Regions from separate parts of the Homo sapiens genome. Here region 2 is linked to region 1. Evidence: chromatin contacts called from ENCODE POLR2A ChIA-PET data. All regions are on one chromosome and are shown on one strand. Each heading gives the region's core, a stretch centred on a gene start or an enhancer-like site at or near the end of the contact. The rest is flanking DNA. Distances are from core to core; before and after follow the strand shown. Region 1 holds the start of MLH1 (mutL homolog 1). Region 2 holds the start of DCAF1 (DDB1 and CUL4 associated factor 1).

Region 1 (4,689 bases), core at 1,357-3,856:
TGGCCAGGCGCAATGGCTCACACCCATAATCCCAGCACTTTGGGAGGCCAAGGCGGGTGGATCACCTGAGGTCAGGAGTTTGAGACCAGCCTGACCAACATGGAGAAACCCCATTTGTACTAAAAATACAAAATTAGCCAGGCATGGTGACGCATGCCTGTAATCCCAGCTACTCAGGAGGCTAAGGCAGGAGAATCACTTGAACCCAGGAGGTGGAGGTTGCGGTGAGCTGAGATCGCGCCATTGCACTCCAACCTGGGCAACAAGGGCAAAACTCTGTCTCAAAAAAAAAAAAAAACCCAAAAAAAAGAAGTCAATAAATTTTTTGTGCTTTCAAAGAGTAGCCTATAAGCACAGACCAACTGCTAGAGAAAACAAATTTTCTAGCAGGGGCTGCATGAGAAAGAGTTATCTATTCCCCACACAGACAATTCTTTATTCAGAAATAAGATAATAGGCTGGGCACGGGGGCTCACACCTGTAATCCCAACACTTGGGGAGGCTGAGGTGGGCGGATCACCTGAGGTCAGGAGTTCAAGACCAGCCCGGCCAACATGGAGAAACCCCGTCTCTACTAAAAATAAAAAAATTAGCCGGGTGTGGTCATGCACGCCTGTACTCCCAGCTACTCGGGAGGCTGAGGCAGGAAGATCGCTTGAAACCAGGAGGCAGAGGTTGCCCTGAGCCAAGATCACGCCACTGCACTTCCGCCTGGGCAACAGAGTAAGACTTCATCTTAAAAAAAAAAGAAAGAAGACAATAAGTTACTTAAATATTACAGACATTTCTCATGAGCCCCTGTATTGAAGTTGTATTAGTCATCTCAACTTATATATTAAAAAGAGTATAACTGGACTCCATATAAAAATCTCCACTTGAGCCGGGCGCGGTGGCTCATGCTTGTAATCCCAGCACTTTGGGAGGCCAAAGCGGGCAGATCACCTGAGGTCAGGAAATCGAGACCATCCTGGCTAACATGGTGAAACCCTGTCTCTATTAAAAATACAAAAAACTGCAGGGCGCGGTGGCTCACGCCTGTAATCCCAGCACTTTGGAAGGCTGAGGCAGGCGGTTCACCTGAGATCGAGAGTTTTGACACCAGCCTGACCAACATGGAGAAATCCCATCTCTACTAAAAATACAAAATTAGCCAGGTGTGGTGGCACATGCCTATAGTCCTAGCTACTCGGGAGGCTGAGGCAGGAGAATCTCCCTTGAACCTGTGAGGAGGAGGTTGCAGTCAGCTGAGATCGCGCCACTGCACTCCAGCCTGGGTGACAAAGTGAGACTCCGTCTAAAAAAAAAATAAAAAAAAAATAAAAATCTCCACTTAAGTAATTAATTACAAGCCACCAAGCTAGTATGTTTAGTTTTGTTTTACAGTATTCTGGCACAGTACAATAATAGGCCCAGTTGTCCTGTCAATTCATTCTAACACAGTAGAAACAAAAGCCAGTCTGCCATTGCTTCTGTTACTACTATTACAAGTGAAAAGGAAAAAACATCCCCAGGTTCTTGCTCCTTCTTTCATCTACCTTCCAATTCTCTTCCTTTCCTTCAGTGGTCCTTTCTACCCACTGTTCTCTCAGTCCCATTGCCCTGAATAGTTTATACTTTCACAATAAATCCCTCTAGAAACCTACCACTCCAAACTGAAGCATTCTTTTTTCTATTAACGTACGGACGTCACTAACAACTGATTTTAACAAAATAATCTGACATAACGTTTAGGTGTATTTTGGGCTTGTCTTTTTGGAAGTTTATAGTCTGCACTCACTTTTCCTTCCACATGTTTCAAATCTCTTCCCTTCACATTTTTTGTCACAGTTATAAGCTTCAAAATCCAAGGATGACCCATAAAATCTGGTATCTTCGAAGTGCGTCCTCCGAAATAAAGGACAGGAAAACACTAAGAGGGGTCACTAATTTAACAATAGGGTAATCAGAAGTCAAGCCCAAAGTGCATCAGCCTGTCCTAAAACTACAAACGATTTGTTTTGAAAGAAACTCAAAATGAATTGTGCCTTTGGATGTGAACAGATGATTTCTGGAATGAATGAAAAGCAAGAAAACAGTAACACAGTACCCTCTGAAAAAAGGTTTTTCTCCCCATCTTAAGCTTTTATACATCTTTTAACTTCGCATGTTCTGCATACATAATTTTAAATTAAGTGGCTTCCTTACTTAGTTAACGGTACCATTAAGACAACACTACGTATATTCCTCCACTTACACTCCAAACAACCCTTAAAAGGTCTCGGGGGAGAGCGGTAAAGAAACACACGGTCTGCGGAAAAGGAGAAGGCCTGACTGGCACGTCAGGGAACCCGGCGGCCTCCGCCGTTGTGGGCATGCGCTGTACATGCCTCTGCCCGGGCAAAGAGGCGTGTCCGCGCCATTGAGTGACGCGGCCCGTTAAGTCGTAGCCCTTAAGTGAGCCCGGCTCGACTCCCTCCGTACCAGTTCTCAATCATCTCTTTGATAGCATTAGCTGGCCGCTGGATAACTTCCCCCGCCGCGATGCGGTTCACCACTGTCTCGTCCAGCCGCCGAATAACCCCTGCCACGAACGACATTTTGGCGCCAGAAGAGCCAAGGAAACGTCTAGATGCTCAACGGAAGTGCCTTCAGCCAATCACCTCAGTGCCTCGTGCTCACGTTCTTCCTTCAGCTGTAGCTTACGCCATCCAGCCCCACCCTTCAGCGGCAGCTATTGATTGGACAGCTTGAATGCCAGTCAAATTTCTCAACTCTGTGGGTTGCTGGGTCTCTTCGTCCCTCCCTGAAGCGGCTACTGCCCGCTACCTAGAAGGATATGCGCTTGCGCGTTAGAGATCGCTGTCCGCTCTTCCTATTGGTTCGTTTTTAGGAGCTCGGGGAATACGAAATATCCAGCCAATAGGAGCAGAGATGCCGGAACCGGGCTTGTGTGCCTCTGCTGAGGTGATCTGGCGCAGAGCGGAGGAGGTGCTTGGCGCTTCTCAGGCTCCTCCTCTCCCCTTGCGGCCTTTCTAACGTTGGCCCTGCTCTTGTGGCCTCCCGCAGAATGTGGATGACGCCCAAAAGAAGCAAGATGGAAGTCGACGAGGCTCTAGTTTTCCGGCCCGAGTGGACCCAGCGTTATTTGGTGGTGGAGCCTCCGGAGGGCGATGGGGCCCTGTGCCTGGTCTGTCGCCGCCTCATCGTAGCTACCCGCGAACGCGACGTCAGGCGCCACTACGAGGCTGAGCACGAATACTACGAGCGGTATGTGGCGGACGGCGAGCGCGCGGCCCTGGTGGAGCGTCTGCGTCAGGGCGACTTGCCCGTGGCCTCCTTCACTCCTGAAGAGAGAGCTGCTCGTGCAGGCCTCGGGCTCTGCCGCCTCTTGGCCTTGAAGGGTCGCGGCTGGGGTGAGGGGGACTTTGTATACCAGTGCATGGAGGTGTTGCTGAGAGAGGTACTGCCCGAGCATGTAAGCGTCCTGCAAGGCGTTGACTTATCTCCAGATATCACAAGGCAGAGGATCCTGAGCATTGACAGGAATCTACGCAACCAGCTTTTTAACCGAGCCAGGGACTTTAAAGCCTATTCTCTTGCCTTGGACGACCAGGCTTTTGTGGCCTATGAGAACTACCTCCTGGTCTTTATCCGCGGTGTAGGCCCTGAGTTGGAGGTGCAAGAAGATCTTCTGACCATAATCAACCTGACTCATCATTTCAGTGTTGGTGCGCTCATGTCGGCAATCCTAGAGTCCCTGCAGACAGCAGGGCTTAGCTTGCAGAGAATGGTTGGACTGACCACGACCCATACTTTGAGGATGATTGGTGAGAACTCAGGACTCGTCTCATACATGAGAGAAAAGGCCGTAAGCCCCAACTGTTGGAATGTCATTCATTATTCAGGATTTCTTCACTTGGAACTGTTGAGCTCCTATGATGTAGATGTTAATCAGATCATAAATACCATATCCGAATGGATAGTTTTGATTAAGACCAGAGGCGTTAGGCGACCTGAATTTCAGACTTTACTAACGGAATCTGAATCAGAGCATGGTGAAAGGGTTAATGGACGATGTCTGAACAATTGGCTTAGGAGAGGGAAAACTTTAAAACTAATATTCTCTCTAAGAAAAGAAATGGAAGCGTTCTTGGTTTCAGTAGGGGCAACAACAGTCCACTTCTCAGACAAACAATGGCTTTGTGACTTTGGCTTCTTGGTGGACATTATGGAACACCTTCGAGAACTCAGTGAAGAATTACGAGTTAGTAAAGTCTTTGCTGCTGCTGCCTTTGACCATATTTGTACTTTCGAAGTTAAGCTGAATTTATTTCAAAGACATATTGAGGAAAAAAATCTAACAGACTTTCCTGCCCTCAGAGAAGTTGTTGATGAGCTAAAACAGCAAAATAAGGAAGATGAAAAAATATTTGATCCTGATAGGTATCAAATGGTGATCTGTCGTCTCCAAAAAGAATTTGAGAGACATTTTAAGGACCTCAGGTTCATTAAAAAGGACTTAGAACTTTTTTCAAATCCATTTAACTTTAAACCTGAATATGCACCTATTTCAGTGAGGGTGGAGCTAACAAAACTTCAGGCAAACACTAATCTTTGGAATGAATACAGAATCAAAGACTTGGGGCAGTTTTATGCTGGATTGTCTGCTGAATCCTACCCAATTATCAAAGGGGTTGCCTGTAAGGTGGC
Region 2 (4,841 bases), core at 1,935-4,434, about 15 Mb before region 1:
CACTCTTTCAGATGGGGCTTCCTCTTTCTTGGGCACACCATGGAGCAGGGGGTGGAACAGGCAGAGCAAGGTGAGACGGAGTCCAGAGATGTCCTACCAAAGAGGTCAATAAATCTCCTCCCAATGGTGCAGGACCCATGTGCCACAACCAAGCCAGGTGTGTGGGCCTGGATTGTCTGTAGCTTTGTGTGTGCATATGCTTAGATGTGAAAGTATTTGTTGTGAGGACTGGGTGCCTAATGCACAGTGTGCATGCTTGTATATCTGGCACATGTGGGTATCTGTGAAATATGCCACCAAGCACACTTGGAATGCGTGTGCAGTTGGGAAAGCCTGGGTGCTCCCTCTTCTTTTTCCCAGAAGTGGGAAGGAGGTGTTTGAAGGTGTCTGCAGGTGTGTGGCTATGTGCATGTTGGGGAGGGGGAGGTGTTGGCAGGGGTAGAGGAGGCTGCAGGAGTTAAGAGTGCAGATTCCTGAGGGCGTGGCTGCTGGAGAGGCCTTGTTTGTCTCCTCCCCTGCTTCCCCTGCCTCCTAGGCCCTGGCTTCTCCAAAGCCCCTTCTTAATGCTTCTTGCTCCCATCACCAACCCAGGGCCCCAGGCTGGGTTTGTTTTTTAAAAAAATTAAAAAAAAATTTTTTTTTGAGACAGAGTCTCTCTCTGTCACCCAGGCTGGAGTGCAGTGGCACAATGACAGCTCACTGTAGCCTCAACCTCCCAAGCTCAAGCAATCCTCCCACCTCAGCCTCATAAATAGCTGGGACTACAGGCATGCACCACCACGTCCGGCAAATTTTTAAGATATTTTGTAGAGACAGTGGAGCAAGGGTGAGGGTGGGGGTGTCTCTCTATGTTGCCCAGGTTGGTCTTGAACTCCTGGGATCAAGAGATTCTCAGCCCCTCAAAGTGCTGGGATTACAGGCATGAGCCACAGTGCTCTGACCAGGTTGGGTTTCTGAAATGAAGCAGTGCCATCTGGTGGCAGACTGAGGCAGTGCCAGGAGCGCGTGAGCTAAGCCTTGAGCTCCCCTAAGGGCTCTGCCTCTTAGGACCCCAGCCAGCGGAGAAGTCACCACTGGGCCGGCTAGACCATAGTCAGAGGGGAGATATCCAAGGCTTAAATGTCCCATCCTCATACATTTTAGGTTCATGGCCCAGGGAGGCATGGCAGGAAAGTCACCTGAAGGAGTGCTGGAGGAATGGCATGTGGGTTCCATTCCTTGTTCTACCTCTCTGGGTCCAGATTTCTCATCTGTAAAGGTGATTAACCATATCTTCCCTGTGTGTGTGGCAGGGTAGTGAGGGTTAAATGAGAGAGTGTGGCTGGAACACTTGGCTCAGGGCCCAGCATGCTCTGAAGTTGAAAGAAATGGTACTGGCCATTACTGACAGAGGTAGAGTTCCAGAAGCACAGAGAAGGGACCTGTGTGTTGTGGCAGGAGAAAGAAGTGAAGAAAGGTGACATGTCTGTGGCGCTCCCAGCACATATTAGAGAATCTCTGCTTGGAGCAGTAGCTCCAAGTTACACATTTAAGAGAAGGAGGATGGTCCCTTTTCTGGAAAGAGGGAAATGGGATCTAGTGGGGAATGAAACCAAGGGACCCAGGATTCAGGATCCTTACTAGCTGTCGAGCCTGAGCATAGCAGCAGGCTTGCTGTGTCTTGTATTCATGTGACAGTATTGCCGTGAAGACTCATGGAGATGCACGGAGACTTGCTCAGCATTCCCGGAGAGATAATGAGCTGCATAAGGCCTTGAACGCTGGGTAGGATCTTGTCAGGTCGAGATTCTGCTCAACTGTGGGTCATGTTTATCTTCTATGCCCCACAAGAGGGACTGCTGGTCAGAGTAAGGAGTCCTCTGGTTCTGCTGTTAATTGGTTGTGTGATGCTGGGCAAGTCGCTCACTCCCTCTGGGCCTCATTTTTCCCAACAACATGAAGAAATTGAATTAAGTGACCTGTGAGGTCAGTCCTGCCTTAATCTATGAGCTTTTGATTTTTCACTTCTCTGCCTCACGTATAATAACCTGGCAATAAGTATCTATTGATTCTTACAGGCTAGGTCTTGAACAAAAAGACAGAGGCTGGGTGCAGTGGCTCATGCCTGTAATCCCAACACTTCGGGGGGCCGAGGCAGGAGAATCGTTTGAGCCTAGAAATTCAAGACCAACCTGGACAACACAGTGGGACTTCGTCTCTACAAAAATTTTTAAAAATTAGCCGGGTGTGGTGGTGCACACCTGTAGCCCCGGCTACTTGGGAGGCTGAGGTGAGAAGATAGCTTGAGCCCAGGAGGTTGATTGAGGCTGTAGTGAGCTGTGATCGCGCCACTGCACTCCAGCGTGGATGACAGAGCGAGACCCTGTCAAAAAAAAAAAAAAAAAAAGACAGAGAAAAAAGAGGCTGGGAGAACTCAGCCCAGGAGTTCGAGAACAGCCTGGCCAACACGGCAAAACCATGTCTCTACCAAACACGCACATACAAAACAGAAACAAAAATTGGCTGGGTGTGGTGGCATGCGCCTGTAGTCTCAGCTGGAGGCTGAGGTGGGAGGACTGTTTGAGCCCGGGAGGCGGAGGTCATAGTGAGCTGAGATCGTCACTGCACTCCAGCCTGGGCAACAGAGCGAGACTCTGTCTCAAAAAAACAAAACAAAACAAACAAAAAACAACCAGTGCCTTCTGATTTAATGAGTGCTGTGATTTCTGATATGTTTATGAGAAATATTTTCTTAGATCACGGTATGTTCTAGGTAAGATAAGGCAAATGGCCAAATAAAACAGAGGCTCTTTGCGCACACAGGTCAGAACAAGACACTGAAAAAGTATCAGGCGATTACAGTACTGTCTTAGAAGGATTGGCTCCCTCACTTTTCACTTCCGCCTTCCGAAGCAGCCAATGAGTACTCAGCAGTTCGCATTTATCCAAAAAAACTACAAATCCAGAAGTCAATGCGCCAGGCGAAGAGCTCATGCGTCAATTGGGACTGGTGGGCCCGCCCCTAGACGCGGAACTTCATTTCCCAGGCGTCCCCGGGGCTCTTCGATTTTTTTTTTTTTTTTTTTTTTTTTTTTTTTTTTTTCCCCGATCGTGCAGGCGTTCTCTTCCCGCCCCTTGCTCGCGGTCCTCGCGCCAAGTAGGCGCGAGCGCGCGCGCGCGGTGCACGTAGCGCGCGAGTGACGCATAATATGTGGGCCGCTGTGGAGCCGTGGTCGCGCTGTGTGTGTGTGTGAGTGGAGAGTGAGTGCGGGACCTGAGGCTGTGTGTGTGTGAACTGTGGCCACTGGCGGGGTCGGGGGGGGGCAGCGGCGGAGCCGCCTCGGACGGTGAGTGGGAAATGGAGGGAGGCGACTCTACGGGAGGGGCGCGAGGAAGCAGGTCGCGCGGCTGGCCGGGCGGCAGAGTGGGCGCCGGGCTTGGGGGAGGGGCGGCACCTGCTTGGGCCGCCGGCGAGGAGGGGGCGGGCCGGTCTGCCGGGAGGCTGGGCCCGGGGCCTGACAGGACTTTTCCTCCTCCTGATTCTTGTCCTGGGGGCGGGGCCTCCACGTTCTTCCTCCACTCCCCACGAGAAGCTTCCCGAGAGTAACTCTTCCGCCCGGAGTGGGGGGGCGGGGTGTGTCCGCCCCTACCTGGAGGAGGGGCGCATTTCATTTCCCTTGTTTTCTTTTTCCTTCCAATCCTCCTAGTCTCTGTTCCGTACGGGCTTGCGGGGCTCCATCTTCCGTACTATACGGCGGGCCCCTTCCCGGACTGTGTCTCCGCCTCCAGCTCCAGTCACCTGGGCGGGCTCTCCCGTCTCTCGGCCTCGTGCCACCTCTCCCTGCACCCGCCTGCCTCTTGGACCGTGCGACGGGGGCGGAGCTTTCCGGGCGCTCCTCCCATCCCCATGAAAGAGGGAAGGGTTGGAAAGAGAGGTGTGCGGGTCCCGCAGCCTGGAGTCAAACCTCAGAGTGCCCGCGAAGCTTCCCTGGAGTCTATTTCCGGGGGTTATAGTAGTTTTCAACTGGGGTGTCAGAAGCGTTTGCTTAACAACTTCACTTCTTAGACGGTTTTCTGTCTGGTTTCCTCTTACTGCGGTGGCAGCGCTCTGGTTTTCCATTTGTTGAGGAAATAGTTTTGGAGTGTTTGTATTTAGCTATTTTTGAGTCACAAATGACTCGTCCTTGGCCATGTCATGTTGGTCTTGGTTTTTCCTTACCCTGTTTTTTTGATGAAGCCTTTTAATTAGTTTACATGTCTTAATTTTTTATATTAGTAGCATCTTCCTGTTCAAAATGCATCGTTAATGTACAGAATGAGAGGTTAATTGGTAATATCATCCTGCATTTTCTTTTTCCAGCTTACTGGAGTTTACCTTTAATGTTTATGTAAATGTGTATATTTAGATTTTAGGATCTATTTAGTATTTTTCTTAATGATGTGACCATTTGGGTTTTCTATATAACATTTATTCATTACCCATTTTTGAGTGGGTATATATTTTTGGATGTTAAAGAGATAATAGAGAATTTGGGGAATGTAGGGAAATCATTTTGTACTTAGTATCTCTTGCGTAGTTGCTGAGTACAGTGTTTTACTGTTCTGCCTATTATACAGTTTTAAAATTTTTTATTTTTATTCATTTATTTTTTATAGAGACAGTGGTCTCAGTATGTTGCCCAGGCTGGTTTTGAACTCAAGTGATCCTCCCTGGTCAGCCTCCCGAAGTGTTGGAATTACAGACATGAGCCACTACACCTGGCCTGTTTTTTTAGATACAGGATCTTGCCCTGTAGCCTAGGCTGGAGTGCAGTGGTGTGATAACTCTTTTTTTTTTTTTTTTCTTTTTTCTTTTTTTTTGA

What was found. ChIA-PET counts read pairs that join two places held with the same protein, here RNA polymerase II (POLR2A).
Region 2: POLR2A ChIA-PET joins it to region 1 with 11 read pairs in B cell. The contact joins the promoter of DCAF1 here to the promoter of MLH1 in region 1. POLR2A ChIA-PET finds 5 or more read pairs at or near these places in 2 of 52 experiments (B cell and naive thymus-derived CD8-positive, alpha-beta T cell).

The regions. Positions count from the first base shown.
Region 1 is chr3:36,991,435-36,996,123 of GRCh38, reverse strand. It overlaps MLH1 (mutL homolog 1), which reads right to left and starts at 2,606. Exons shown (of 19, transcript NM_000249.4): 1 at 2,461-2,606. The coding sequence starts at 2,576. EPM2AIP1 (EPM2A interacting protein 1) reads left to right here and starts at 2,993. Exons shown (of 1, transcript NM_014805.4): 1 at 2,993-4,689. The coding sequence starts at 3,047. RefSeq lists enhancers at 1,905-2,416, 2,333-2,552, 2,923-3,272, 3,393-3,712, 3,743-3,822.
Region 2 is chr3:51,498,358-51,503,198 of GRCh38, reverse strand. DCAF1 (DDB1 and CUL4 associated factor 1) reads left to right here and starts at 3,184. Exons shown (of 25, transcript NM_001387579.1): 1 at 3,184-3,326. RefSeq lists silencers at 943-1,042, 3,295-3,524 and an enhancer at 3,635-3,734.